Regions from separate parts of the Mus musculus genome. Here all the other regions are linked to region 3. The links are chromatin loops, found by intact Hi-C in ENCODE. Cell type or tissue: left cerebral cortex. All regions are shown on one strand.

The links. Peaks named below come from ENCODE experiments on the same cell type or tissue, not always from the same donor. Only the 100,000 strongest peaks of a DNase experiment are listed, where the experiment ranks them.
Region 1: it touches region 3 in a loop (14-fold over the local background); 2 of 42 quality-filtered maps call a loop at or near these places.
Region 2: a loop joins it to region 3, with 4 times the contacts of the local background. A loop is called at or near these places in 2 of 42 quality-filtered maps.
Region 4: it touches region 3 in a loop (2.8-fold over the local background); 2 of 42 quality-filtered maps call a loop at or near these places.

What each region holds. Positions count from the first base shown.
Region 1 is chr17:54,664,765-54,672,764 of GRCm38, forward strand. No RefSeq gene overlaps it. Among named protein-coding and RNA genes, the nearest start is that of Gm26291, 17 kb to the left of the region's middle. In left cerebral cortex, no CTCF peak of the experiment used is centred here; a DNase peak (open chromatin) is centred at 4,934; H3K27ac peaks cover 1,765 bases.
Region 2 is chr17:55,402,910-55,410,909 of GRCm38, forward strand. No RefSeq gene overlaps it. Among named protein-coding and RNA genes, the nearest start is that of St6gal2, 38 kb to the right of the region's middle. In left cerebral cortex, no CTCF peak of the experiment used is centred here; DNase peaks (open chromatin) are centred at 3,323, 3,854 and 4,700; H3K27ac peaks cover 1,411 bases.
Region 3 is chr17:55,277,939-55,285,938 of GRCm38, forward strand. No RefSeq gene overlaps it. Among named protein-coding and RNA genes, the nearest start is that of St6gal2, 160 kb to the right of the region's middle. In left cerebral cortex, no CTCF peak of the experiment used is centred here; DNase peaks (open chromatin) are centred at 3,537 and 4,405; H3K27ac peaks cover 1,895 bases.
Region 4 is chr17:55,079,065-55,087,064 of GRCm38, forward strand. No RefSeq gene overlaps it. Among named protein-coding and RNA genes, the nearest start is that of Gm32055, 230 kb to the left of the region's middle. In left cerebral cortex, a CTCF peak has its summit at 7,888; DNase peaks (open chromatin) are centred at 4,495 and 4,838; H3K27ac peaks cover 1,213 bases.

The DNA.
Region 1 (8,000 bases), 610 kb before region 3:
CAGCATCTGTGTAGTGGAAATTAGAATTACAAAAGCAACAGTGTGAGAAAGTGTTTCTAAGTAATTGGGGGCCTAATGTAAAAATAATTATCATTTGAAGCTAGAATTCCATTTTATTTTAAGAAGCACAGGTGGCGGTAAAGTTGGAAAGAAAACTAAAAGCACGGCAAAAATAGTATCCTCAAGCATGCTGCAAAATAGATCCATGCAGAGGGATATGTAAATAAATATGCAAAAATCTTTTGAAGATAATGAGCAAACAAAAAAATCCTTCAGCAGAACAAAGAGGACAATGATATGAACTCACTTCATAGAGTCAAGAGGGCTAGTAAGCCAATAAAGTAGTATTTATCAAAGGCACAGAGACTACTTTCAAATTAATAAATGATAGATTATATTTTTATTCACAAACTGTTAATGATATTCACTTAAAAATCTGCTTTCAAAGTGAATGAAATGAGGATATGACCACTTCTAGATATGGTAGAGAAGACTATTTTTTTCTGTAGATATGAGGAAGAGTTCAGCCAGAGGCATCTAAAAGGTCCAGACTGAACCAGGACATGAGCAGAGAGAGCAGAAGAAAAGTGAGAAAGAAGCAGACAGTGACTGAGTGGATCAAGAGAGAATTCAAGGACCACGAGAAGAAAAGAGCAGAGCACATGGTCTAAATGACAGATTTATATAGGCAAGAGAAGCCAGGGGAAGGGTAGAGATGCCCCGCCTCTGGGTTGGCAAGTGTTAAGGTAAGGGAGAGAAGTGCTTATGAGCCAAAGATACTGAGTGAGCCTTATTCCAGGTTTCTTTGGGATTTGAGAGAAAGTTTATTATTTCTTAGAAAACTAGTCACAGTTTGGGAGGGAGAAGAAAGCAATCACAAATGGGGATGGAGGAAGGGAGCTAGGAGGGAACGTAGCCAGGGTGGGGGGTGAGGAGAGGGGAACCTGCTCTAGTATTGGGTGAGGGAAAAGGACTAAAGCCCTGAGGGCCAGCAGAAAGGATGGAAACAGGCAACCTCAGGAGGTCGGAGGTTGGGGGGACCCTACAGAATGCAAGGTCTCAAATGACTTGTTTTTGCAAAGTGTAAACAAAATACACTTGCTTGAAGTGCTACTTTGAACACACGTACAATTTATGTTCCCTATGTCATTGATTATGAGAGACCATGAAAAGAGCCAAATCCCTATGTCTTCCTTGTGATCAGTGTCTTTCGGAAGTAGTCACAGCAGCTAAAGGTGCTATATCCAATTGATGCTCACATGTGTAAAAACAAAACACAGCACAGACATTAAAATTTTCACAAGAACTAACACAAAGTAGATTATAAACACTAATGCAAAGCACAAGCCAATGACATTTCTGGTACAAAAACATGACAGGTAATGACTTCTTTATATCTACAAAAAGCAGGAGCCATGACAGAAGAAATTTTACTTTGTACTTTATCAAAATTAAAGACCTCTGTAAAAGAGAAAACAATAAAAAGACAGTCCACAGACAAAGAAAATCCACAACAGTACTTATTACCAAAGCACATATGCTAACACATGCAAAGAGCTTTCAAATCTTGACAGAATGAAAAGGAAACAACTCTATTAAAAATAGGTATTGACTTAGCATGGTGTTGTATCAGAAAAAGGACCCGTGGCTAAGCCTGATGGCTTAGGTCGATCCTTGAGACTCATGTGGTAGAAGAAGAGAACTTTGTAGGGGCCAGTTCTCTTTTGACCTCCACATTCTCACAATTTCATAAATCCACCATGGAGCACAAATGTGCATAAAAAAGAAAGAAAGAAAAATGTAATAAATATGATTTAAGATTGGTATATTTAAAAATACTAAAGAAAGTATGGAGAAAAAAATTATATAAAAGATATTGGTAGCCATTACTAAATTGCAAATTTAAAAAAGTTATAAAACCTTAACACACTCATACCATATGATCATACTATCATAACCTTAGGTTTCCCAATGAGTTGAAATCATGTGCTTCTCACTTCCTATGCACGGTTGTTTATAGTGTCTTTATTTGTAATTGTCCAAACTCAGAAACAAGGACACCCTCAGTGAGTGAGTATATAAACTAAGTTGCACCTTTAGTGTGGAATACAGAATAAAATGGGAATCCTAAATGCCTGCTAAGTGAAAGGTAATATATTTTTTTATGCCCACTATATCATATTCTGGAAGAAGCAAACTAGGTACACAAAAGATCAATGAATAGCAGAGGTAAATATTCTGCATGATATTGCCATGGTGGATACATAACATTGAGAATCTGTGAATACTTATAGAATATATTGCATGGGACATATTGTGAATTATCACCAACAAATAATGATACACAAATAATGACCACTTCATCAGCTCTAACAATACATCATGCTAATGAAAGTTGTTGGCAATAAGGGAAGTACAGGTGGAAATCCCATAGAAACTCTCCATTTTTTTTTAACTAGGTCACTACCTGCCAATTTTAAAAGGGAAGGAGAAGGGCAAAGAACAAACCTCTTGTGTATGAATCTTGCCTTCTCCAACTCATTTCTGATTAAAACTTCCTAATGTCACTTTAACTTGGAAACACTGACACTTTGGCTAACAGAAATTTATTTTGGCAGGTTTCTGATGTGGTTCTGCTGGCAAGGCTGTGAGAGCAATGAAGATGCTGGCTGGATGAGGCTGTTACACTGCAGTGGAAATTTTGTCATTGCCTGTTTTGTTTTCAGAAAATATCACTGAAACCAATAAGTAAGACAGCTTTCATTCTGACTATGAAGGAATACCTTCCCAAGCAAAATGATAGACTCTTTAAAGAGGTTCTTCCCTTTTTATTTTTCTGCACACACACACCAAAAACACTGTCACTGAACCAAGATGAGATTTTGACATACATGTATGGGATGTAAGGACAAGAGTGTGAAGTACAGTAGTTTATTAAGAAGCCTCTTTGTCTTAACAATGACTGAAAATTCCTAAAAGCCTTTGCGTCAGCGTAACTGCATCTGGAATTACTGTCAGTCTCAAGATGTGGAAGGATGTTTCCTGGAAGAGCTTAACTAAATATGAAAAATGGGAGGGAAAAACAGAGATGTCTGATTAAATTTATCTTTTGAAAACAGCCAATTCAAAGGAAAGAAATGATTCCAGGAACTTTCAGTAAGGCCTACTGAGACAATCCTTGCTTTGTGGTTTTATGCTCAGGGTGTCCCAGTGGTGAATGAGTTATTGTTCCACACGATAGCCTCTGCAGCCAGAAGCATTTATTTTTAGGGACTTTGACTAGGCAAACTCAGGACTTGTAACTTCAGTATAGACAGGAATCTCAGGGTTACTCAGGGAGAAACAGAATTGGAATTCTATTGAATATAGAAGGGAAGACATTCAGAAAAATGATAAAAGCATACATAAAGCATAGAGGAAACTTCCTTAAGAAGAGTCACATTATTAAGATATATATGGACCTCGGTTATAAACATAAAGCTTAAGAGAAAGAAAGTAATATAGGAATGTATGGGCTCTGGATAAAGTCTCAATCAGTTGTCTTATAAACATAAAGCTTAAGAGAAAGAAAGTAATATAGGAATGTATGGGCTCTGGATAAAGTCTCAATCAGTTGTCTTATTAGTCATGCACACCATATTGGTGCTTCTCAAGTTACATCGCAAAAATTTTCTGAGAACCTGTTATTTTTCTTCCTTTTGCTTTTTAGTAACTGAGATTTCAAAATGACTTTCAACATTATTCCAGTCTCATAAGTTAAAACCAGGAGCTGCTATAGACACTCAAGGGGTTTAGTTCATGCTGCTTTCTGTAAATGGGATTTCTGGTGAGATGCTTAGAAAAGCACAGGTTTTCATCTAGTAAGAAAGAAAGCCCTTAAATATATGTTACTGGGCTGGATTCTGGATTTTCAACTGACAAGAAGCTTCAGGCAATATTGAGTAAGTGCCTCATTTTCTTTTCCAGATCCCTACAGTTTTCCCCATCTTGTATCCTGCCTCAAGATTAGAAGAACATGAGTGTGGAGTGATGGAGCTTAAGCAACACAAGGCAGCCCATAGATGTACTGGTTTGTTGTTTTGAATTTTCCTCTTTTCCAAATGCATTCCTTAATGGGTTGAGCCATGTACTAGATATTTAAGATGTTCTGAGAGATTGTACCTAGATGCCAAAATCTCCTTCCAGTAAAGGATACACAGTTAGATTAGGAAGATTAACTGTTCTCAGAAAGCTGGGAGACTCCATGCAGTAGCCTCTTATTCTACCCTTGATGGTAACAACTCATATTCTTACAAATGCTAGAGAGAAACTCTGTTGTTTATTCTCTTTGTTCCCATGCCATGCAAAGAATTCCTGAATACCAGACCCCAAATCTAGGACCAGCTTCTACCAGAAGACATGCAATCAGCTAACAACAGCTGCAGTGTAAATGAACTGATACTCCTCTCCCAAATCTGTATCTCTGCCTCTTTTCTTTGAACTTCTGTATTTTAACATTTAAAAAACTAAAGGGAGAAGCCATCCTTTTTATCTTTGACAACTCAGCAAACAGATGTACTATAGCTCTGAGTAGGCATTAAAATTCTTTGTTTCAATGGCAAAGGGGTATACAAATAAAGCCCCCATTTTATGTCATGCAAAAGAATAGATGAATCACTCTGCTGACTTGCAGGACTAAGATGTGGTAATTGAAAATTTGACAAAGTAGATTGAAATACATTTAGCCTGTTCTGTAGGATTCTGGGAGTTCTTTATATAGCTTTCTTATTTCTATCTTTCTCTTTTCATGGAAGGAAAGAATGTGAGAAAAGGAAACAAAGGGGGTAGCACTAGGCAGCTGCTTGAACACTCTCGGAACTAGAATTTGTTGCTGGGAAGTTATAAGACACTTCTGTTTAATTTTGCATTTGCTGGTATTTTTGTCTTCTTGACATTGAGTCTTTCAAAGATGCTTAATTCAGTGTTGTGGGAAGAAGCTTATGTTGCGCTATCTCATTTTTCAGCCAGAGAGCAATCACACTCAATCTTGCAAGGTGTTTTGTGAAACCATTTTGTGTGTAATAGCATTTGGTTGTTTTAGCTCTTGAGTTTTGGTTGTAAAATGCTGTCTTTTGTGTTTCCTCCTGTGAGAAAATTCATTAAAAGGAAAGACAGGATGACCAAAGGCAAACTCAGAAACTAGCAGCATCTCTCCTGCTGAAGCACAAAAGATAGAGTGATGTTGATAACCTCCCTACATGAAATCCTCCCTGCCTGGCCTCTCCCCAACTCCCTGGCTGGGTCTAAAAATACATTCCAAGAAAGGAAAATCCACACTGTCATTGATAGGCTTTTTAGAAAGCTCAGCCTCTGTTTTCCCAACAGGTAGTAACACTGTTTTTTTTGAAAGTAAAAGAAAATTTGAGCACACTCTCATTATATCTAGTCATTTTCAAGGTCAGGTGCAACTACTCCCTAGTTTGGGAAGGATGGGCTCAGAAGACAGCAAAAGCATCCTTTTGAGCCGATTTCTATGGGTGCATTGCTGTGGTGTGGCTCCAGCAGAGATGGGCTATTACAGACATCTTTCATAATGCAAGTATAAAATGTCTGTAATTCTTTAACATCTGGTAACTGATGTTGGCAGCTACATGGGAAAGGAAAGGCTGAACCAGAACAAATAGAATGGTTATATAAATTGTTGTTGCTCAGTTAAAGAGACTAAAAATTAGGCCAATATTCACAAACTGTAGTGAAATCAGATCTCATACATAGTCATGAGCGCTAAAATTTAGCTTAGAGTAAGAGAGACCCCCTCATTTTTTACATACTTATGTAGAAAGACCAGACAAGAAAATTATGCTAGAAGACACACAAAGTAGGGATGCAGAGAAAAGCTTTCACGAGCTTTCAATGGAACCTAAACATCAGAGAATACATTTACTCTTTCTAAAATACCTGCCTTTTTGTCCCTCCCTCTCTATGCTGGGAAAAAAATGCAAGTTTGAAAACTACTGAGGGTTTTTGTTCTGAGTGTTTATACTGAGGATGATGATACACTGACTAGTACATTACTATGAGAGTATTTGCCTCTCAATTAACATGGCAATGCGTTCTTAAATTAAGAATGCATAATACTGCTTTGCATTTGATAATTCTCTTAAATCTATTTTTCCATATGTTGAAGCTAGAATATATTCATGATTAGTGGTTTATAGGAAGGATGTGAGGAACAGGGTGGCATGAAAGTTGGTTTGGTTATAACCAATGTGTGCTGTATGTATTGGTGGAAATATTCCCATTATTAATTATAATCAACATATGCTAATGAAAACCTAGTATCATAATATCACTAAGAGTGAACTGGAAACTGGATAATCTAATGACAATGACATGTGGTATTATACAACATGCTTACTTTATTAGAGATCTAGCTGGATAAAAGCAGGCTCGGAGATAGTTGAAGATTCAGCCTTTCCTCAGGATCAGCTTTTGAGGCGCCATCTTCATTTCCCTTCAGAGTCACTCATGAAGTGGAAACTTAAGGGTTATTTGGATAGTCGGTTGTGTTGGATGGTGTTTTGCTGCGGCAAACTTGTGAAGGAACATTTTGCTGTATCAGACTCAGGTGAGAGGATGTTCTGCTAAAGCAAGCACATGAAAGGACACATGATGAAGAATTCTTTGAAAATGACGCCTGTGTATTGGTCCGCTTCGCACTGGGTAGTTGAGTTCCATACTCCATTGAGAGAAACACAACAAAAAACTTCTGGTGGGGTGCTGTAGTTTCTTGCCACTTCTGCAGATTTGTGCTGATTGGCAGAGTGATGTTAGCTGAGACAGAATCACTGACAAGTCAAGACAGGAGATGAGGCAAGACTCAGGGAGGACACATGATATTTGGAGGGAGTACAAATAGGCCCAATGGACTGTAATGTAGGTGGGCTAGGTTCGCTTATAGAGTGAGCTGTACATTGTGTTGGTCTGATGTCTTTACTCATCTTTGCTTAACTGAGAGAGACACAGCCAAGAATTTCTTCTGGCATTTCTGCTGGTCCCTCCTGCTGACTTGTGCTGAGATTGAGGCCTGGCTCTGCTAGGTAGGGCCACTATTGTTGATTTGTGTCAGCTATCCTGACTCTATCAAACTGGACAGTTGTTATATCTGTGCAATGTTTGCAAGTGGATCTAGCAGCTGCTGCTGACTTGTGAAATGAACTACCATTTCTAGACAACACAGATGGGAGTTGCTCTAAAGACCCATTTCTAAACAGGTCCATCTCCCCATATCTTTTTTTTTTTCCTACTACCTGTTGTGGGTGGTAGGCTAAAAAGGAGGTTAAAGTGTTTAAGAACCATCAATAAAAATAGGTTTTGAAAAAAACTAAAATAACACACTAATTTTAAGAAAGGGAAAATATCACAATTGTTTTTCATTATTTGAAATAGCATAAGAAAGAAAACAGTGGAAGTGGCAGGGATTTTGATAGGCAATTTCCCAATAAAACATGGCTATTTTGCATATTTATTTACTTTTAATTTTTCTTTAATTATTTTCAATATATTATCAATGCAAAAAAACTATAGTTTTCATCTTCAGAAGAGTAGAAGATAGTTCATTCTAGAGTCACATTGAATGAACATAGTCTAGGACCACATGTTTAGGTTACTCAACATTCCAGCTTCCAATGTGAAAACAGTTTTATGACATTTCATAATTTTATAGATCAAAGGAAGTCATAAATAAAGGCAGATTTTAAATACTTTGTAGAATATCAGACAGCAAGATAAGGGAAGCTTTGCTATAGACCTAAGATGCTATCAGATGACATTTTTAGCTTTTGAGTTGGTAGAAGTGTAGGCCATAATTTAACAATGCTATCCATATTTGTTCCTGTTGTAGCTGTCAAATATTCAACACAAAAACCTGTTAAGTTTATTAGCACACTTTCAGTACTATGACTGTGCAGATATTCATATATTTTAAACCTACAAGCTATTTATTTCCCAGCCACATGGTC
Region 2 (8,000 bases), 120 kb after region 3:
CTCTCCTCCTCAGACCTCTCTCTCTCTATCTTCTCAATTCCTCTCTCTGCCTCCCTTCTTCTTCTGCCCAATCACAAGCCTCCCACTGCCCTATTGTTATTGGACAGGGACAATCTTGTAACATTCTTCATCAATTCAACATTTATATTTGTAAAATTAGTTTACTTGACATTTGTTCTCTGCCATGCACAAAAGATGCTATGGCAAACCTAAATTCTTGATTTCATCAATGTGCCTTCTTAGACAGGAGTTAGATAGTAAGATTGTACAGTAGAAACCATGGGATGTGGAAGGTTAAACACTCTAGGACACACAGTACTCACAAGTCTGAATTTTTATTCCTTACCTTCTGTGCTTCAGTGTTCAGTTGCTCTTGCTTCTTTTCGGACCATATATATCTTTCCATCTAACAGGTAAGTTTCTTTCTCTTCTGCCTAAGTATCTACTCAAGATCATGGGTTCTATAGTCATAATTTTTTCTTTTCATAAGATGACTCCTTCTTCTATACTTCTATTCTACTTCCTGAAAGTACCCAACTTCAGAACTCAGTTTTACCTCCTTATATCATTACCTGTTTCTGGTCTGAAATTAACCTTGATTCTTTCCAGCAAAACCTGATAAAAGTATATATGCAACCCAATTTAGTTGAGTCAGAAGTTAGGCTACTTCCTCCAATTAGTTACAGGGCTAAGGATATGTCTTGGTAGACATATTTTCTGGGGTTCTGGCCATTCAGAATTATACAATGAAGAAAAGTACTCAGAGCTACTTAGAACTGTAAGGAATGGAATATGTACATATGGAATTCAAAATAAAAATGTATTAAGGCAGACAAAATTAGATTAGAAAATAAATTTAAAGACTAACACTCAGTTTACTCAGTGTCTTTTTAAACATGAAACACAAGGTTAAAACATATATCCTTTATGAAAACAAACATATTAAAAAGCCACAAAGGGATCAATTCTTAACATATTCAGAATGTTCATATTACTATAGCAACTACTGTCTTCACTGTCTAGCTTTCAAAACATTTGATCAAGATAACATTAAGTTGTAAATCCTCAGGAAAATGCAGAAACCAGAGTAAGTGAGAGTCAATTCTATTCTACACTCTGCCTCTGCCATGGACTTATTGTTGACCCTGGAAGCACATTTCTTTTTCCTTCAAACTGACCCTCAGTTAAGATCTCCATGACCTTGAACTCCATGCTTACAAGGGGGTAATTGGTAAAACTTGCCCCATGGCTTGTGTCCATGGACATTAATGTCCACTCCCAAAGTTAACAGAATATACTAACTTTCTGGGAACAATGTGCCTCTTCTCGGTGCTTTTCTTACTTGCTGTGGTGGCAACAATACAATTTCAAAACCATTAACACTGACTTCAGAGAGAACCATGGTCACATGTCCTAGTTATGCCCATGCTATTTTACATCAAATCTCTCCCCACATAATAGATTACATTTGCTCACTTTCTTTTTTTTTTTCCATTTTTTATTAGGTATTTAACTCATTTACATTTCCAATGCTATACCAAAAGTCCCCCATATCCACCCACCCCCACTCCCCTGCCCACCCACTCCCCCTTTTTGGCCCTGGTGTTCCCCTGTACTGGGGCATATAAAGTTTCATTTGCTCACTTTCTTATCTATGTCCACCATCAATGGGGAAACCATGGAATAATGATGGGTTTTCAGGTGGGAAAGGAACTATCTTTTTAGTTTTGTTTCCACCATACTTAGGTAAAGTTGCTGGCTCATAGTAGAGAGGTTGGCTTGTTTGTCTGTTTGTTTGTTTTTGTTTTGCTTTGTTTTTTTTACTTGACTGGTGTTTAGTTTGTTTAGTCTTGTTATCAATCTACCTAATAAAGAACTGTAGGTGAGAGTACAGTGGTCTGGTCTCAGTTACAACAGGAACAGTTTCCTATAGGGCATGAGGAACAATGTTAGGCTGCAACCACAATATCTGGCTAACTGTTATTCCTTCTACCCTTTTCAGATAAAACCGCTCCAGAAAAATAGTAAATGTTCAATTGTGGTTGCACTATGTTGTAATCTCATGATACATATACCTATATATCAGCATTCTGAGACAGAGAAATTAGAAATATTTAAAGGCTCCAAATATAAGGAATCATGATAGTTAAGGTCTGGCCTCTGAACCATTCTCATACCGGATATGATTCCTCGCTTCATAATGGAAAGAAATTGCAGATGTGAGCCAAAAACTAATAAATGCACAGGTAAATCTGGGTGAGAGTACCCAGGTATAGACAAACAAACAAACAAACAAACAAACAAAAGCTTTTTCCAGTCTCATGACAACAAGGGACACTGCTTGCCAAGAGTGACAAATGAAGACAATGCAGAACTGAGGGAATATTGAAAAGTAGGTTTCCTGATGCAAAAGGTAAGTGAGTAAACTGTGTTGGTTGAGGATATTTGTGTGTGTGAGAACCCATGAAGTTACCTATTTGGTAGGCTTTGTGCCCTTGGCTGGACCCAGTGTCACAGGATGTTCATATATTTCACAACAATGACCCATGTCAATCAAATCAACTAAGTATTAGTCAAAATAGAGTGGTGTATTTCTTTTAGGCCTTGAAATTTGGCACTGGAAGGTTGTATGTTATAATTAAACTGATAGGTTAGACTTGAACAGCTGCTTTGAAATTTTATTCATTGCCTAAGCAAAATGTAATAGGTTTTGCATTTCTTAAGAAGATTAGATTAAAACTGCTCTACATCAAAAATAGAAAAATACAGCTTTCCACAAATAATCAGTTATTTTTATTTAAACACATTTGAAAGGTGTTTAAAGCTCTGTTTTTTTTCAAGTTCTCACTAACAACAGATTGTATTTTAAAATGTGACATTGGTCTATAACATTCATCCGACTTTTGAAATTCTCCGTTGAGATGGCCACTTATTGTCAAGTTTTATCCTAATACAAAAAAATCTATTAAAATAAAACATAAGCATCTTTTTTAAGTCACACACACACACACACACACACACACACACACATACACACACAGCCATCGCCTACATGAAGATTCTTCTCTGCCTTCTACCTCTAGAGCACATCCTGTACTGGGGACATCTTATTATCTTCCTGCTGCCTCAGAGGTCAACTGGCTCTGAAACCTTCCCTAGAAACCTCAGGCAACATCTACTCTGCATGGTGGTATTCCTTCTCTTTCTGTTGTTGTTGTTTTTTTTTTTTTATGTCTCATCTCCCTTTTTTAATGGCAATTTAACATTTGGATTATTCTGAAGCCTCCACAGACAGACTACATAAGTGGCATTCATGTAACACTTACCCACATGGTCCATATGTCGTATTGTGGGTAGGCAAGATGTTAAATAAAGCTTTAATAGATGCAGAAAGGCTGCATGCTATCAGAGATCATGATGTTTCACTGTAACTTTGACTCACTCTGTCATAAGAGGGAAAAAGAATTGTCCATTTATGTTTTCTTGGATCTTTTACAATTTCTCCTTTAATCGTTTGTGAATACATGTTCAAAATCTTAATTATATTACACCATTTTAAATTATTTTGTTTAGCCTTTCACTTGTCTTTTTGTTTTGGTCTTCTTTTATAACTACATGTTATACCCCAATAAAAAAACAAGTAAGTCTGTAGTAATACTAAGGCACATTGTGTATGAAATTCTGCAGAGTAGAGGAGACGCCCTGGACTTGAAAGTTGCAGGAGGTATGTTACCACCGGGATGAATGCTGTGGTTTGTTTCACAGATCAAAAATAGGATTTGATTGTATAATGAAAAGATAGAAAATATATCTTAGTTTTTAAACTCTCAGCATATTCCCTGAGCACTCTTAGTGTGTACAAGAGTAGCACCAGGTACTCATCCTGTCAAATAGTGTCAAACACCTGGTAAAACCCAGAAAAACAGCCTGTCAGCTCATCTACCATTGAATATTCATGAAACAAAAGGCCGAGATCTTTGCAAGCATCAGACACAACTCTATGATGTTCTTAGAAGCTTCAATTCTGGGAAAACTATCATGTGCACAGAAAAATCACAGCCTCTTATGTTCACAATGACACAAAGATAAAGAGAGAAAAGCTGCAAAGGATAGGTGCTCTTGAGTTGATATGCCATTGAGCAATGAATATGGCAAGTGAAGAGTTCTGTAAAGTACCATTTCTAAGAGTGGAGTGTGGTATACTGCCAACAAGAGAGTAACATTCTGTAAAGGGTCACGTAACACCGGCATGTGACCAGTCACTTCACATGCATGGCTTTCTTGAATACTCAGATCAGTATTAGGATGTGGCTTATGTTGGCTTATGTTACACTACAGTAATACACTGTACTAATACTATCACTAATATAGTAGCTATGACATTTAGAACAATGCCTATATATCAATACAACCACTATTCATTTAATCACTTAGGCTTGATAACTACCTGTTTATTAATCCTTGTTACAATTTGAATATGAAATGCCCTTCATAGATATCTACATGTTGGTGCCAGTTTGAGAAGTTCTGGAAACTCTAAGAGTCTAGGTACAGGAAGTAGGTCAGTTTGTGTCTTTTTGAAGTTTACACCTCTTCTCTTTCTCTCTGCTTCCTGTCTGTGCTAAAGAGAAAGCTCCTTTCCCTCAGACTTCTGATATCATAAATCCTACCCTAGTGATTGGAGCTTCCCAAGCATGGATAGAGCCAGGACAATGCCTCATACATCAATTCTGTCAGCTCTTTTGTCATAAAGACACAAGATAACTAGCACAGTTCCATTTAGCAGAAGGGGATTAGCCAGTGAACCTGAGGAAGACAGACTTTGGGTAGAAAGTGTTCCTGAGGCGCCTTCTCACAAGTATTCCCAGCACAAGTCTTCATGGAATGCTTTCTGTGTAAAGACATACTATCAAGTGGTTTTTTTCCTTCACCACAGTTCTGCACTGTATTATTTTTCTATGTATTTTTCTAATGAAATCCAAGGAGCTTGTTAATTTTTATGTAGTCTAACACTGCTCAGTGAAGAACACTGACTCAATGCTATAAGACTGTAGGTCTATGTTAAGTACTACAACAGACATCATCTAGGGGAGGTGCCAAGAGTGCCCAGATGAAACAACAGGCTCTGGACCATAGAGTCTTCGAAAGTTCCATGGAAAAGACACATATAAATACTCAAGAATGCCTAAAGTAGTCATTTTTATTAAATATGATAGACTATTAGGAAAGTACCTCAGATAGGACATCACCTGCTACTTTAATGGCAAGCAGGTAGGTCATGTTTCAAATTTCAGAGATTAGGCAACCTTTCTGAGAATCAGACGATAATGTTTTGTTTGGAGAACCATCTGTCTAAGGATGTCACAGTGACTTTGTAAGTGACATCTTTCATAGGAAAACAAAATCTCATCATAAAACCAAATAAATTCACACAAACATCATTTCATGCTCTGGTGGGTGTTTCTTCCCTCTTTGTCTTTCCAGCTAAACAGCTTTCATTTTCTACTGATCATTCTCTAGTCACTGCTGATTTAAGTCACACTCTCTTCTTAAGCTGTGCTTGCTATACTTTGATTTCTTTTCTTTTATTCTTAATATATGCAGGAATGTATATTCCATGATAATCAGGTGGTGGTCAGAGCACAGCTAGTTGCCACTGAGCTACCTTCCCTGTTTCTTATTTTTTTTATTTTACTTCCTTGCTCCTTAAAGCATTTGAGGTCCATTTACTCCTGAGATATTCAAACAATACTTTCATATTCTTTCAAAGATAAAGTTTAAAAGTATAAAAAACACAGGACACCGGGATGAGTGAGGCACTCTTGAAAGTTAGACATGAAGCCCATGGATGCTGCCTGTTTATTGTGAACCTATGCTGAATACTGTAAGTTCATAAAGATATCAAATTAATCTTCAAGAAGTGAAACACAAATGAGAAGTACGAATCTTGATTGCAGCCTCCCTCCTGACTGGTCCTGAATCAGAAGACCTAGCAGGTTTGGTCTTTGCTTGGCAAGCTCACAAAACACAGACATTTACAACAAAAATTCCAGTTCCTAGTCTTCCAAGAAGATGAGAACATTGCATCAACTCTAATGGTATAGTCTAGCTACCTGTGCAGGGAGTTAACTTCCTGGAAGCCTGATTATAATAGACAGTCACTTTCTTGGAAGAGAATAGCCTAGGGAAGCTGGGGAAGTATGAATACAAAATTTCCTTCTCTATCTGTACAGACAAGACATGAAACACAGCCTCTACCAGCAGGTTACATTGATTTCAGGAGTGTGTATGTGAGATAAACTAAAGAAATTCTATCCTACACTCTTGCTGTTGCTATGGACCCAGACCCTGCATCCAGAACCCTGACAAAGAGGTACTTTAGAAATTGCATAGTGCAAGTGCAAGTGTTCTTGCTCTGTGTCAAGATTCCCTGAAAATGGGTGTATTCAGATGAGAGGGATGCTTTTACAGGGCTCCTTAGTAACAAAATCTCTTTGATAGGTCTTCCTGGAACTGGTCAGAGGTTGGATGTTTCCAAGTCCTCTAATGTCTAGGGTCAGAGCTGAGAAATAAATATTGTAACATTTAGATGAACTGGGAAACTTACTTTCTCTAAAAATAAAAGTGCTGGAAAGAAGAAATAGAATTAAATCATGACAAGTCATTTCCTCTTTTGATAGAGTCTTAGTTATACTGTAGTTTGAATACTTGGAATTATATCTTTAAGAATAAATTATGTTGAGACAGATTTAGTGATGGTCCCTAAGAGATATGTCTATATCCTTATCTTTAAAACATAAGAAATTGACAGATTTTGGAAAAAGAACCTGTGCAGATATAAGTAGGAACGTTAGCATAAAACCATCCTCACAAGGTAAACATATAAGAAGGAGCTTGGATGCACATGGATGTAAAACACCGGCACAGGGGAGCAGTGTGAAAATATGAAAGCCAAACATGGAGAGACCAAATATAATCTAAGGGACACCCGCAGCCACCAGCTTCTAATAGGCAAGCAAATATACTCCCTTAGATATTTAAGGATGACAGTCTTACCAAAATGACTTGGGTTCATCTTCTTTAAAACTTGGAGAAAATAAACTTCTAGTGGTTAAAACCATCAAATCTGAAATAAGAGCTATAAAAAAGCAACACAAATACTATGTTAAACATTATTACTTCTCATGAATTAAAAACATTGGTTAGAGAAGGTAGGTACTCGTGACAAGTTTCTTGAATGTATTATATTTTCATCTAACACTAAAAGAACATTCAACAAAATTCCTGATGTTTATCCAAAATTAATTTTCTTTAAAACTAATCCAGATTTTGGAGGCGTCTCGGCCTTGTTTCAGTCTTAGGTTGAAAGCAACGCCATTTTTGACTGAGACTGGGGGTTACTGAGGATGAATAAAAGGGAGGCTTTCTCTTCAAATGAGTTTGAGACTTTTTTGTAGGTTGAATGTTTCTAACCATGAGAAGAGTTTGACATTTGACACCTGGGACATTTAAAGGAATTTTCATTGTATGATTCTATATTCTTACATTTTAAGACAAGACAAAACATACAAGAAGGGTGGAATTTCTATTATCCTTCATGAAATAGGAGATGCAGTCTTTTCCATGCATTTAAATTGGCTTCTTAAATATTTTTACACATTTCTAAGGGCTGTATTAAGGAATAGAAATGACACCCACTGTTATATTCATTGTAAAGTTCCATGCAAGAAAAATGTCCTTTGTGGCTGCAGGTAAAATTAAACAATTCTACTTTCAATTTATTGATACAATGCTCTAGTACAGTTCAGCATTATTTGTGAACTCTTGGTAGCTGGAGATGTGGTGTCAAATGGTTTCCCTCCAAACCACCCAAAACATCTGGTAGGGAGAATTCTGCCTCATGGACAAGTGCATTATGAGTCCAAGTTCTAAGCATTAATTAATTCATGATGCTCTCACCTGCTGCTATTGAAACCTTCAGATTCTGCTGCTCCTGAATT
Region 3 (8,000 bases):
CTGATGATTATATTTCTTCCCTATATTCTTTCCATTTCCTTCCTACCTTCCCTCCCATCTGCATCTACCACATTTCTGGCTCTTACTAGAAAACATCAGGCATCTAAGAGATCACAATAAAATGAGATATAATAAGATTAAACACAAATTAGAATAGGAAAAAACAACAAACAGAATGAAAATAGCCCAAGAAAAGGCACACCCAAAAAATAGATATAGATGTAGAGAAACACTTGTTTGCACACCAATGAATCGTATAAGGAAAACAAAACCAGAAGTCAGACTGTATAAACAAAGAATCAATAGGGGGAAAAGACATGGAAAAAAAGCCTGACACAACATTATGAGACAAGGAACCTCCAAAGATGCCATTAAATTCATTTTCTGTTGGTTAGTTGCTTAGCATGCAGTTTACACTTAATAATGAGACTCCATTGAAGAAAACTAGGTTTTCATTTTCAAGTGGTTATCACTTGTGGACAGCTTCTGGGTTAGAGATGTAGGCATGTACCACTTCTCCTTTCAGCTCTAGGACCCAATCTAATGCAGATCCACTCAAGCCTTATGCATCCTCCCTGTCTTTGTAAGTTCTCATGTGTGTTGGTCATGCTGTGTTTAGAAAGCTTTATTTCCTTGGTGTCCTCCACCAAGTAAATTTTTTTTCATTAATGTATTTATTTTCTTTACACCGACATATCAGGCCCCACCTCCTTCCAGCACCCTGACACACACACATACACACATCTCCTCCTCCCATTCTTCCCTCTCCTTTTCTGAAAAGCAGGAGGACTCCCTGAGTATCACCCTACTCTGGCACATCAAGTCACTGCAAGACTAGGCACATCCTTTCCACTGAAGTTAGGCAAGGCAGCCCATTTTGAGGAAATGGATCTAGAGGCAGGAAACAGATTCAGAGACATGCACAGACCCAAGTTATTGGGGAACTCACAGGAAAACTAAGCTATACATCTGCTACATATGTGTGTGGGTTGGGGTGAATGAAGTCAGGGTAGGAGGTTGGGGAACAGATTCAGTCCATGCTCATTCTTTGGTTGGTGGTTCAGTCTTTGGAAGGCCCCAAGAGTACAGAATCATCAACTTTGTTGGTCTCTCTTTGGAGTCTTTATCCTCTTTGGGTTTTTCAATCCCTTCCCCCAACTCTTCCCAAGCTTCATCTAATGTTCCACTGTGTGTCTGCATCTTTTTTCATTGACTACTCTGTGGAGCCTCTCAGAGAGCAGTTATGCTAGTATAATATCTGTAAGCATACAGAGTATCATTAGTAGTGTCAGGGTTTGGTTCTTGTCCATGGGATGGGTATCAATTTGGGTCCATCATTGGTTGGCCATTCCCTTAGTCTCTGCTATATTTTTGTCCCTGCACATCTTGTAGGCAGGACATACTTGGAATTGAGGATTTTGTGGATAGGTTACTGTCTTTATTCCTCCACTGGGAGTCCTTCATGGCTCCCAAAGGTGGCTACTTCAAGTTCTATATCCCTCACTGCTAGGAGCCTCACCTAGTCACCCCTACAGACTCCCTGGGGCCTCAAAATAGAAGTAATGACCATTGGAAAAATATCTTGTCACAAAGTCACATACCTACTTCTTAAAGTGAAATATTACCTGCAAGACTTTGGAACATGAAATCTCTTCAGTTCATTTCTGCCAAACTGAAGATATTTCATGTTCAATAGGATCACAGGAGTCCCTCTAGTGTAGAACAAGGCAGAAGAATTCAAGCCTCAGTCATGCTAGTGGCTCACATACCTGGCCAATCATCGGTGGGCTCACAACACTATCATTGGGTAGAAAGTGAAATTGGAGCTGCCCCCCTTCCACTTCCTTTGCTTTGACATATTGAACAGTTTGTGTTTAGGTCTTAAACAGAAAGTGTGACCTCTTCATAGCACAAACCAGCAAAGATGAGGTGAGAGATGCAATCTTTTCCAATTATCCTAGTTCCAACTTGTGTTTACTCTCTTCTGCTCTATGTCCCTAATTCCTTCTACCTGCTTTGTGTCATTTAAAATATGGTACCATTTCAAAGATAATGACTTACAATGGCCACTTGATCATGTCCCAACAGCCTTTAGGAGCAATCCTACATAGAAGCTTATTTGCCTACTAGTAGTTTCACTTATAAAAATATATTTTGAATAACAAATAATCAATAAGTTAAAATAGAACTTTATCATAACTGGTCTTTCTCAATTCACTTTTTAACTTTCATTTACAATTGGTGTTTAAATTGATGTACTTATAGGATACACTATTATGTACTGATACATGTATATATTGTACAATGTCCTAATTAAAGGTATGTATTATCAATTTCCAAACAATCTTGCAAATTAGTTTTAACAAAAGAATAACATGAGTGGCATGATGTTAAAAAATTTACAATTTGATTGTCTCTAATTGGGGCAACTCTAAATCCCTAACAAATGCACAAGAGAAAGTCTTCACTTGGGAGTTCTGTAAAATAGTTATGAAAACAATTCATTGGTGGCAAACATATTATGACTGGTCAGTTGCCTAAGATATTCTTACCCAAAAGATGATGCGAAACAAGAAATTAATTGTGACTTCAGCTGCCTCTCTGTGGGATTTCTGTACTTTGACATTTAGCAGTGGTGAATACAAACCTCTTCGAAATTCCAGACTCCATTTTGGAGAGTCTTTGCCTCAGTGGCTTTGCCTCAGAGTTGTTTCCATTAGAATAGTAAAAAGACCTCATTCAGTCAGAGTCTTTCATAATTTGTGTAGAACCCAGAGTTGTAGTGGAGACAAAATTTGGTCATTTCAGGGGAAAGAACACAGATTTCACAATTCCAAGTCTCTACCCAAAAGCGAGAAAAATCTATTTCAACAGGACATATGGGACCATTATTTAAAATTGTCGTGGTTTGAGTGCATCAAAGAATTTCTGAGACTCCAAAAGTTCCCAGATCTGGAGGATATTAGTCTGTTAGTATGTTGCATACATTCAAAATTCTGGCTAAACATTTCTCAACTGTCTCTCAAAAAATACATTATTCATTTTTTTTCACCAAAGAAATTCCCATTGAGTATTTTTCTCATTATAGATATTTTCCCAAGAACTGAAACAGTGAATGAGGTCTCAGCCTTCATGGACTCTTGTGAAAGATAAAATAGAGAAGAAAAGCACATATTTCATATGGAGGCCATCTTCACAGAGAATCATTGAATTAGATAGTATCCTATGTAGGACCTTCTGAACAGGTGGTCCAGGAAGACTCATTTCAGGAGATTCCTTCATTCCGGGCCACAACATAACCTGTCCACTTCAGAGGAGATGTGACTCCATTTTAGAAAGAATCATAGACACCAAAGTTCAATGACCAAATGATCAAGCAAGTGTCTGTCTCTTCTTTGTGGGTGTGAACCTAAGGCTCAACACTGAACATTTTCAAAACAATTAAAGAGTTTGGAACATAGAAATAAAAAATGTCCTGTCCCCTCCTCTCTGCTTGTTATTCTTTAAAAGAACAGATGGCCAGTCTCACTGCCAGAAAACTTTCTCCTACTTAATTTAGCACACAGATCTCTCTGCTCTCATCTCCCCTCTCATCTAGTGTCAGTACTGTAAATTTTAGAACATAATTATTTTTGGATGTCTTCCTGTTTTTTCTTGCTTCTCCAGCTAGGTCATACCTGGGCAAGTGCTGTCAGTCATTTTCTCATATTACACAAGGTGACAAGAGAATTAGTTTGTGTGCCAAAGCTCTTTCCCATTGTCCTTGGCTATAAATCCAAACGCCACTTTTCAGTTGACATTGTAGTATGCTTAGTTGCTTATCAGACAATGAGCAAGAAAAAAAAAGATAAAATCAAGTTCACGTTCAGGTTTACCTTAGTGATAATATTCGCATTCTCTTTCTTTTCTCTCTTTCCCTCTCTTTGTCTCTTTCATTGTCTATCTTTGTCTTCCTGTTGACACTGGCCCTGGAATCCCAGGATGATTATGTGGATCAGAGTCTAAATCATTAAGTATATTTTTTTAAGAATATGAAATAAATTCTCTTTTGTGGTTCCATAAAATGTATGTAGCATCTGGTTTTCTATTCTCATTTCTGATCTGGGCCTGAGACAGGATTATAAAACTCTGTTTACAAGGCTGTTAAAACCTATGAGAGTCATTGATATTTCTACCAGGGCAGAGTGAACTACTTGCTTCAGTCATGCAACTGATTACTTCTGTCTGATGCCAAAACCTATCTTAACCTAATGTCCTGGTACTGTATCTCCACAGTCAGTGAGGGCTAATGTTGTTCTGCTCAAAACATTATTTCCATGATAGGCATTAACTGCAACAAACTGCGGATGTCAGTTCAGATTCACTGGGATGCTGAGAAGCTGCGTATTAAGCTGTATTTAAGAGCAGAAGGGGAAATTCAGAGATACAGGGAGAGAATTGGATTGTCTCCTCTTCCCAGTGCTGTAACACACCTGATTAACTGTCATGAGCTATAAACAGATCATAGTGCTCTGATTAATCACTAGGCAGACCTCAATTATCAATAAATCCAGAACTAGGCCTTCAACAGCTCACTCCAGATGCCTTCCAGGAGATAAAAATATCTATGTAATTGAAGAGTGGAAAGAAAAGTGTAAGAAATAAGCTCATAGACAAGCAGTAAAGCTTATGAAAACTGAAAGATAATCAAACCCAAAAGTACTTCAGGGGATCAGTATATTGAAATGAATGTGGGTGTGTATATCTCAGCCATTCCAGATCAGTTCATTTCACCAAGATTTTGAGTTTATATATTTCAAACTTAAAAAGCAAGTAGTGTGGCAATTTCTCAAACCAGCACTCTAATTTGGAAAATAAAAGTGCCTCTTTTATAAACACTTCACTGGATGTGGAAATATCTATTTTATAAGTGCATGATGCTAATGTACACTGCCTAATGCCAGCTTTCCTACAAATAGACTTTGGATAAATAAACAGCTGGATCTTTAATTACTTGGCCTTGTTGGTCTCCTTTTCATCATTCAAAGACCAGTTTCTTCCATTTGATGGACTCTCGTCCATAACCAAAGCCCCTGACTCACAGTTTAAGTAAAAGTCTACAGTAGGACCTTGATAAAGCTTAGAACAGCCCTTCATTATTTCTTCTGGACATGTAAAAAAAAATAATACATACTTTTCTCACTGCAAATGTACTTGCCTGTTCTGGGTCTACACAAGACTAGACCCAAAAACAGTCAATCAAGTACCAGGGAGAGTTTCTCCAGGTCTTAGTCCACACAGCTGACGTATTAAGTAATGAAGGATTCTGGGCACAAGGAAATCATTTCTTTCTGGTGATTGTGCAGTGGTGCATCTACTAGACTCCAATAGATAGTTTCAAAACCTGATCATACATATGCCTCTGGAAAAACTCAGTGAGTCACAAAACAAAGCAAAAAGATTTGAATGGAGAGAGAGAATATGTAAGGAGGCAAGGGGTTGGTGGGTGTCAGAGAGTCAAAAAAAAAAAAAAGTAGGATATCTTAAAGGAAGTTAAATCACCAGAGCTAACAGTGCTTCCACCAAGAACCATACAATAACAAACCCTAGAACCAGATGCAAGAAAGCTCTTCAAAGAGTTGGCCAGGGTAGTTCAAATGACACCTAAAATAATATAGATTATCAATGTATCCTTAAGATGCATATATCTATGGATCAGAGAACATCAGGAAAGACGGGGTAGAATGATTGTAAGAACCAGAATTTTAGAAGAGACATCTTTTACTATAAATAAGACTGGTATTAACAAGATTGAAACAATCAATGGAAACTTTAACATTGAAGGGGAAATGTTTCACAGACTTCCATCCCAAGACAAAGAACTACAAATAACTATTAACTGCTCAAAGAATTAGCCTCTTCCAGGGCTCTCTATTGCTTATTCAATGTGCATCAGTAATCTTTGAAATTACGTAACAAAAATTAATTCACCAGGATCTGTGAATGTGTGTGTGTGTAACAAATATAATCAAAGAAATGTGGCAACTACTAACTTGAGAGTGAGAGAGTATAGCAGAGATAAGTTAACTAGGAAAGAATGGAGGGAAAAAGAAGATGTAATGCAATTCTATTTGATCAAAAATATTTTTAAAACTAAGCAAATATTTGAATATTAACTATCATCTATAAAAGTACAAAACTGAAAGTATGTTAATTATATAGTTTCATAAAATTGTGTGTGTGTATGTGTGTGTGTGTGTGTGTGTGTGTGTGTGTGTGTGTGTGAGAGAGAGAGAGAGAGAGAGAGAGAGAGAGAGAGAGAGAGAGAGAGAGAGATGAAAGTAGACATAAAATTGTCTAGCAGGACAAAGCACACATACTGGAGTTCCTGAGAAAGAGAAGAACTGAGTGTAAAAGAAAATATGTTCAATATACAGTATGCCCACAAATAACTTAGATAAGTAAATTATTCATTAACAACAAAGTTCATGTTTATAATCAAGTATAATAAATACATGGAAATATCATAGGAGGATATTCAAGCCCCTTTCATTATCTACTATGTAATTTGAGCCACTAATAACTGACGTTTCCTCCATATAGTCATCATATTACATTTCATAAAAGCAGTGGAGAGTCCAAGTTCCTTCAGAGGTCACCCAGGGGGCTCCTAAGCCCCATTGTCTTTTTATTATGCTGCCTCTGCAGTGGGATGCATTTCTAAAGTAGCATTTAAAGTGCACTGAGGCAAAGAGGGTAGAGGGCACCATTCCAGAGAACAGATAAACAGACATAAGCTATAAAATCTCTCCAAAGAATCCCTCAGTCGTTTGTAAGTGGGAAAAATGGATCCAAACCCAGGAGTCCCAGTTTAAGTTCTTTCTGTGATGCATACTGTGTACTAAAGATTGGTGATCCCTGAAACTTAATAGTAAAGTCATCATCTCCTGTGTGAAACAACAGCATGGCTTATTGTAGGATGTAAAGGATGCAAGACCAAAGTATTTGAACCTTGAGAATGGCATATTCCTGTAATTCCATCTACTCTGAAGTATGAGACATAAAGATTGCATGATAGAAGCCAGCATAGGAATGAGAGCTGGTCTCAAAGTGAAATTTTAAAAAGATTAGTGATATTGTTCTGTAGAAGGACACTTACCTAGAATGTCTGATGTCCTGGATTGCAGCCAGAGAACTGACAAAACAAAACAAACACACAAAAACCCCAAACTCCAAATTGGTATCATGTGAAATAGACAACAGAGAACTCCTTAGCTATCTTTGCTCCATGGAAGAAGACCAGGAAATGATTGAGTACAACTCAGAAATGGGTCTTCATTAGAACCCAGGCATGCTGACGACATGACCTTGGAACTATGCTCTGACCGTGTGGTATGAGGAGGAAGAGCACAATATTCCAAAGGAGAAAGTTCACCAGCCCCAAGCTTCGCAGATGGGGCCATTTTCCCACGCCAAAAATTCTGTATGTGAGCCATGATGGCCTCTGCTTCATGCCCACCTCATATTCATCTGGTGAAATCAGAATTATAAGTGACACCATTCTTGCTAGTCTGATACTATTTTATGTTTGATTCTTTTGTGATCATGCTCTACTGAGATACAAAAATGGGGTTTGTTGTCTTGAATTGACACAGTGTTGTTTCATTCAATTCAGAATATTAAAATTTCTCTTGGTCCTGTCTGGGGTAAGTTTTGTGTCAATCTACCTGCATCACCAACTAAGGCAAATAACAATTCCTTTCATAGTTTCTGGGAGCTCTGGCAGGTGAAAAGGAGACTGAATAATAGTACGGTAGGAGCCATGTAATCCAATTTGAGTAACTTTGAAGAATGAGAAATTTATGACTTGCTTTTGGGAGGGAAAAAAAGTAATGCTGTCTAAGGAAAATAAATATGCACTAAGGATTAGAGCCGTCAATTAGCAGTGGGCTAATGTTTTATGTTATCATTGTAGAATATCTAACAAATTTCATATTAAAAACACTGAATTGGTTTATTAA
Region 4 (8,000 bases), 200 kb before region 3:
TTCCATTACCATCGTGCTTACCATCTAAGATAATATGATCCAACTAATTACTCATAAACCTAGCATCAATTTCATTTTTCCCTACGTATAAAGCAAGGTGGCATTGGAAATGACAGCTTACTACTTTGTTTATATTAATTATATCCAGACACTGGAAGCTGATAGTGTAATACTGACTGGAATTGAGCCATAAGTTTAATACATAGAAGTACCATCCATTTACCTGGACAACTCTTTGCTGAAATATATTTCCAGAGCAGAGCAGGAAAGAGAGGGTCCAATGATCACAACTGATATTTATGTCTCCTACCTGTGGCTAAGTGAAGTAACCATTACAGAAGTTGGCATTGCCTCAGGGGCTCCTTACTCTGCTGTGATATGAATCATGGGAAGCTAAAACTTTTAAAGGACTGTTTATCACACTGGATTTCAATGTCCGGTAGAAAGAAAAAAAGAAATCTTAAGGGAATTGGAATTTGTGAAAGTATGTGGGTGTTTTGTAGCAGTCTGCTGAGTATTCAGACAGACAATTGAGCTCTGCCTTTCTCCAGTGTTGCACAGTCCTGATAGGGCTTATGTGGATGCTAACAAAGAGTTGTCCTGGGACCTGAGTTGGGTCTACATCCTAGTGCCAAGGATGGTACTAGAACACTGAGACTGTGAGATGAACTTTGTTTGAAATTTATTAGATTTCTGTGCAGGAAACAAAAGAGATCAACCTCTGTCCTTTGACAGATAGTTGAGGGATCAACAGGCCAGGATGGGAGTGAACACATGTCTTATAAACCTTTCCCAGATCTAGTGCCATATGCTTCCCGATTCAGAATAAGAACTCCAAAGAATAGCATCATTCATTTTGTAAGCCCAGCATTAGTGAAAGAGCAACCAGGGGGCAGGGGGAAGGGGAGGGACTTCTGAGTTACTGACTGGGGCACGGGTCCAGGGAGGTATATCTAACCTGAGGAGAAATTCGAAATTTCATTTCTCATTTCTTATTCTCATGAACTGAGTAAACAGGACATTTTGAAGGATTGTTCAGTGTATTCCAACTCCCAGTTAGCCAGGTGGAAAGTTAGTTTACAATGTGTTCTGAAAACTTACATTTTTTTTTCTGTCTGATTGGCATTTAATAAGTACATGAAGAGCTCTGGTGTAAAATTGAAAATATAATTTATAGTAGATACACACAGCATCAGAAAGGTTTAAATCTGTACTGAGCTTGGACAAGCCTTACCTCATGTATCCCACCAGAGGTATTCTTAGTAGTTCAGATGGCTAGAAAGCAAATAGGGCTGACATCAAGACTGTGTCAACAACTGCCAAGGAAGGTCTCAACAATTCAGATGAGCTTTTCTGGATAATAAATAAATAAATACATAAATAAATAAACAAATAAAAGAAATAGCTAACTGGCTAAAACACTGACTGAAGAAATGCTTTTCTGGGTATCCATCCTTTCCCACAGAAAAGGTAAGACACAGTTCTGTTCTCAAGCAGACCTGGGAACCTTGCTGGACACATGTCTAGTGTCTGAGGATTTGCCTGGGAAATCAGTGCCCTTTCCTATCACCAAAACCTGTGATAGAAATGAAATTGCAACTTATAAACTAAATGAAAAAAAAAATCTTAACTTTCTTGCCCCACCTCCTCTCTTTCTTTTTCTTTCTTGTGGTCTTACTCTTTCTTTCACACACACATGCACAATGCCATAATGATATATACAAAAAGGAATTTTAACCAGCATTTATCAGTTATTATTCTTAGTGATGTTGGTATTTTTAAGTTAATATTAACAAATGAGAAAATATATGGTTTTGAAAATTACTATTACATTATTGAACAAATAGGTAGCTAAGTAGAAAAATCAATCATAGATTGAAGATCACTCTAACTTGATCTAGAGATACCACTACGGGTTTATGATCTGTCTGTTGCATTACTCTTCTGAAACATATTTCCTAGTTTTGTCCACTTGAACAGCCTGGTTACATTACTGATAATATAGTGACATCATCAGAGGCATAAGTGTGATCCCACTAAAGCAATTCCTGACTGTAATGGGAGGAGTGTCTAAGATTGATTCTTAGTAGCTCATAACTAGAAAGCAACAAAGCATCCATCAAGGCTGAATCAACTGCCAAGAAAGGTTTCAATAATTATGATGAGCATTTCTGGGAATAAAATAAGTAAATGAATGAAATATCTAAATGACTAAAACATTAAGAGAAGACCAGGTTTTTGTTTTGTTTTGTTTGAGGGGGGAAGGAAAGAAGGAAGGAAGGAAGGAAGGAAGGAAGGAAGGAAGGAAGGAAGGAAGGAAGGAAGGAAGGAAGGGAGGGAGGGAGGGAGGGAGGGAGGGAGGGAGGGAGGGAGGAAGAAAGAAGGAAAGAAAGAGCGGAGGAAGGGAAGGGAAGGGAAGGAAAGAGGGAAGAGGGAAGAGGGAAGAGGGAAGAGGAAGAGGGAAGAGGGAAGAAGAGGGAAGAAGAGGGAAGAGGAAAGAGGGAAGAAGAGGGAAGAGGGAAGGGGAGGGGAGGGAAGAGGGAAGGGAAGGGAAGGGAAGGGGAGGGGAGGGGAGGAAAGGGAAGGGAAGGGAAGGGAAGGGAAGGGAAGCAGCAAGCAAGCAAGCTAAATGTTCTAAAACATTTAGTGAAGACCTTGAAAGGCAACTATCAGTTGTTTTTGGAAGCTACACAAGCATCAATTTAGTATTTAAAAACTGGTAAAAGAAAGAAACTATTTAAATAGATCTCCAATAGCCATGCAATGATTGTGGAAAGTTCTTGATTAGACAATCATGAAGTTACTAGCTTAAATTTTTTTCCTGCATGCCCCATGATAATACCTAGGTGAGTGTTATTCTCTAGAAAATAAAACTTCAAACTAGTGGATTAAATGGGCAACACTGGAAGCCATGAGCCTCTTGATGTAATGCAATGCAAAATCTAATACTCTAATGTGAAAATGTAATGCACTGTAATGCAATGTAAAATCTAGTACTCTAATGTGAATTCCTGCTTTTAAAAAAAATAGGTACAGCATCTTTCTAGCTTGGCCTGTGGTAGTTCGAATAAAAGTGGCTCCATAGTCCCATAGGGAATGGCACTATTAGGAGATATTGCCTTGGTGGAGTAGGAGTGACTGAATGGAGGAGATATGTCACTGGGAGTGGGCTTTGAGGACTGAGAAGTTCAATCTAAACCTAGTGGTTTAGTCTTTCTTCCTGCTGTCAGTTCAGATGTAGAACTCTCAGCTCTGTCTCTGTGTCAGGCACTGTGCCTGCCTGCATGCTACCATGTTTCCTGCTATGGTGATAATGCACTCATCTCTGAAACTGTAAGTGAGCGCCAATTAAATGTTTTTCTTTATAAGAGTTACCGTGTTCTTTCTTGGTGTCTATTCACAGCAATAAAACCCTAACTAAGACATGGACTCCAAATCAAATCAAAAGCTTAAGCCATATCTTGAATAGCTTGTCTGTCACAAATGTAGAATCTACTCGGTCCCTTTTTATTCAGTTCCCCTAATTACCATCAACTATACTGTATAATAGGAAGAGCAGGATATGGAAAAGGAATAGAAGTGGACATGCTGTCAGAGTTATGTCAGTGCTACATATAACACTTTGGAGCCCTAATTCAAGCAAACCAATTCTAAAGGACATTTTCTATAAACAGAAATTGACACACAAACTGGATGAAGAATGGTACTGAAGATTTCATTTTTGTTGGATATGGAAATATTGCTACATTTTATGATTTTATCTTTTAAAAATACATTTAACTATTCAGAAAGAAAATGATACATGTCTGGGGCATGCTTTTAGGCATGGAAGATTAAGGAGAAGTTAAAGAGTTAACAAGACTAGGGATATGAATTGTTCAATCTGGTGATGGGTGTTAGTGGCTGCTCAAACTATCTTCTACTTTTGTACATCTATGGTATTTTAACTCACTGAAAATAATAGTAAAGCCAGCTGTCAGTTCTAAGCCAGACTGAATCCCTTTCAATATAAACCGGCCTAGGAAAGTTTGAATTTCAGCATGATAATTGTAAATCTCTGCAATCAAAAAATAGATATGGTTATAGACATGGTCTCTGAAATCATTTATTCAGCAACTATGACCTTGATCCACTAGAACTCAGAGTACCTCTACCATATCAGGGTGCCAGCTGTATCCCAAGTCACTGGGAATTTGAATATTTTTCTCAACCTGCAAAGTGGGTAAAAGCCACTGGGTAGTTATATCTACTGATCTCCCCAGATCTCTTAGGAGATCTGAGTCATTACAAGTTCAGAATACAGGACAGAGGGGAAGCTGAAGCTACCGGCCCCCACTTTATGAAACTGACTTTAGAGCAAGTGCAAAAATCCCCATAAATGCTCATTGAGCTGATGCTGGGCTGTGTGAACAATAGATGCCCGGATGCTGGGATGGGTTTTAGTTTAGCGAATTATCTACTTGTTTGCTATGAATAGAAACCACAGCTGCTTAGACATATTGGAGGCGTTGCTCATTTCTTTTGAAAAGTACTTTCTTTTCCTTCACAAGAACACAAGACACCAACAAAAGCTGCTCTGAACATTTCTGAGCTTCTCTTTTAAGGCACAAGTGAAACAACACAAGGGATCAAGGTTCCTATTAGTAAGACACACAGTAACGTGAATGTTTTGCTTTTCTTCTCTGAGAGAGAATACAGATGTATTGTTTGTTTGTTTGTTTGTTTGTTTGTTTTTTGCTCAGTCCAAATATCTGACAAAAGCCAGAAGAGAAAGGTATCTTTCACTCGGGTTGAAGAAGTTGCAGCCCAGCATGGCACAGATGGCACTGTGGCAGAAATGTGGAGCAGCTGGTCAGATTGCATCCTCAGCCAGGGGCTCCCACTGCTTTCTCTTTTTCATTCATTTCTAAACTTAGACTTCCCATTGATAGACAACAGCATCCACATTAAGATGGATCCTGTTCTATTAACTCTTTCAAAAAGCACTCTCAGCTTCTTTCAGCTTTTCCCTAATTCAATAACAGTGGTCCCCAGGTTTTTGTCCATTGGCTGGGTGTAAGTATCTGCAATCTGACTTTTTCAGCAGCTTGTTGGACCTCTAAGAGAGCAGTCATGCTAGGCTACTGTTTATAAACACACTATAGCATCAGTAATAGTATCAGGCCTTGGGGACTCCCCTTGAGCTGGATCCCAATTTGGGCCTGTCACTGGACTTCCATTCCCTCAGGCTCTTCTCCATTTTTGTCCCTGCACTTCCTTCAGACAGGAACAATCCTGTGTCAAAGTTTTGACTGTGGGATAGCAACCCCATCCTTCCAGTTGATGTCCTGTCTTTCTACTAGAGGTCGATCCTAAAAGTTCCCTATCCCCACTGTAGAGTATTTAATCTAAGGTCCTTCCCTGTCATAGTCTCTAACCTCCCAGGTCTCTGGTATGTTCTAGAGCCCACCCCCACGCCCCCTGATGCCTTACCTCCTATCCCTGAAGTTACCTGTTTCCATTCTTTCTGCTTGCCCTTGGGGCTTAAGTCCTGTTCCCCCTCAATATCTGATCATGTTCCTCTTTCTCCCTTCCTGCCCCCTTTCTTACTCAGGTCCCTCTCTCCCTCTGCCTCCCCACCCCAGTGATTGCTTTCTTCTCCCCCAAGTGGGATTGAGGCATCCTCACTTGGGCCCTTCAGCTTGTTAACCTTCTTGAGTTTTATGAATTTTAAATCCCATTCCCAGCAGCCTCTGTCCAACACAACATGAACTTAATGGAATCCTTAGAGGTTCTTTGTGCGAAAATTATAACTTTTTAATAATTTTTAAAAATGAAATTATATAATTTCCCCCCTCTTTTTTCCTTCATCCAACCCTGCCTATGTACCCTCCATGTTCTCTATCAAATCATGATTTCTTACCCTTTAATTATTCACACACACACACATACACACACACACACACACACACACACACACACACACACACACATTCATAACTAAATATATACATATGAGTTCCTCGGTCTGTACAATGTTACTCTTAGATATACTATTTAAAGACTGACCACATGGTATTAGATAACCAGCAGTTTTAGGAGTGTTTTGTAGATGTATCCATTAGGACTGGGTTCTACAATTTTGTATTTTGATTTGTTGTAGTTTTCTGTAATGGTCTTCATCTGTCACAAAGGGAGGTTTACTTGATGAGTTGTGACAATTACATCTTTGAGTTTGAGGAGTGTTAGCTATAAATTTCTAAGATCGATGATTTCACTAACCTTGGATAGCTGTCTGGGTCTACCAGATGTTTTCCTCATGTTGAGTGGATTTTAAGTACAATTTCAGCACAATTAGAGAGCTGTTGGTTATCACCACATCATATATGTTTATATATATTTAACTTTTGGGTTTATCATACCATGCTAATAGTGGTGGTTCATGGCATTACTGCTGGATAGTTGTTTTGCTTCTTTGTAAGTTTGCACGGGGACTTCTAGTATGATGAAAATCAGACCTCGGAGAGGAGTCTTTTGGATAAAATTATGCTCAGGTCATCAGCATCCCATGTGGTATTTGGATGCACCCATGTTTCATGCATATATGTTTAGAAGCATACTATCTTCTTTATGGATTATTACTTTAATGAGTACAAAGTATTCAACCTTATCTCTTCTGGTTAGATTTTTTCTAAATTCTATTTTGTCAGATATTGGAATAAACATACCTGTTTTTTTTCCTTAGTACCATTTTCTTACAGTATCTGTTTCTACCCCCTTTCCCTAAGGTGAATCTGAGTCTTAAAGGAAAACATCATTCTTTTCCTACTAAATGTTTATTGTATTAAGTTGTCTTTTAAGTATTCCTTTTATGCCCATAGATTAGTGCATCTCTCAACCCTCAACAGAAAAGTTTCCTTCTACAATGATTGAACCATTGAATGAGAACCAGGACTGATCAACATAAAGAGAGTAAGTAACTGTGGTATGCTCAGCTCTAACTGTGGCATCTACATCACACCCCTTCTCCCCAAGTCTTAGAGTGTATTGCAGAAAAAAAGATAAAATATAAGAGTCAAAGTTAGTAGATAATAACTGCGTATCAGGATTTGTAGGACACAATAGGACCATTGCACAGAATTTACAGCAGCTATGAGTATATGCACAAGAGCTCTATAGGATCAAACTAGTTAAAATCTCAGCATGCAAAGGAGAAAGGTTCATGAAGCCCCTCCCTTAGATGAGGAGCTAGTAGCAATTGATGGATGTTGGAACTTGTACACAATCAGAGAGTCCTAAAACAGTAGTGCAGTTGTCTCTGTGATGGGCAGGACCACTGTGTTGAAGGTTAGAATTGACAGCACAAAATGAACACACAGCAGAAAGTAATGTGTCAGCAAAGTGTTTATTTGATGAAAATGAAGAGGCAGAGAAATGAGAAGATAAGTTGTTGGCAAGATAAACGCAGTTTAACAACTGTTGGGCACTATGCCCTTTGCCTTGCACAATACCCCCACAACCATATTATCATTGCCCAGAGAATAGCCATAGTAGCAGTGGGAAACCATCACAACATCCTGACTAATCACAGCATGAACTCAGGTCCCCATCACACTAACGATAATGAGAATTCTCTCTATAAGGATCACACTGTGAAAAGATATAACCTGTTAAAGAAATAAAAGTGAATCTGTTTACTAAAGTAGTAAGTAATGAAATGAATTATATTCTGAAAAAAAAAAGTCATGAAAGGTTCTTAGTCCTACAACTTTCCAGAGAGATATTGTTCTGTGCAAATAAAATAAATGAAACCTATGTGAAGAGAAGAAAGAATTTTTCACTGTCATTATCTGCAATGTTTGGTTACTCACTGAGTTCTTTTTGGTGCTTCATTTTAAAAAAAATACAGAATGCATTTGTCTACCTCTAGAGTTCATTTTTTTAATTACAGAGAAGAAAGGAGTTACCTCATTTTACATTCACTCAACTAATGCTGACACACAATGGGGTCTCACTTACGT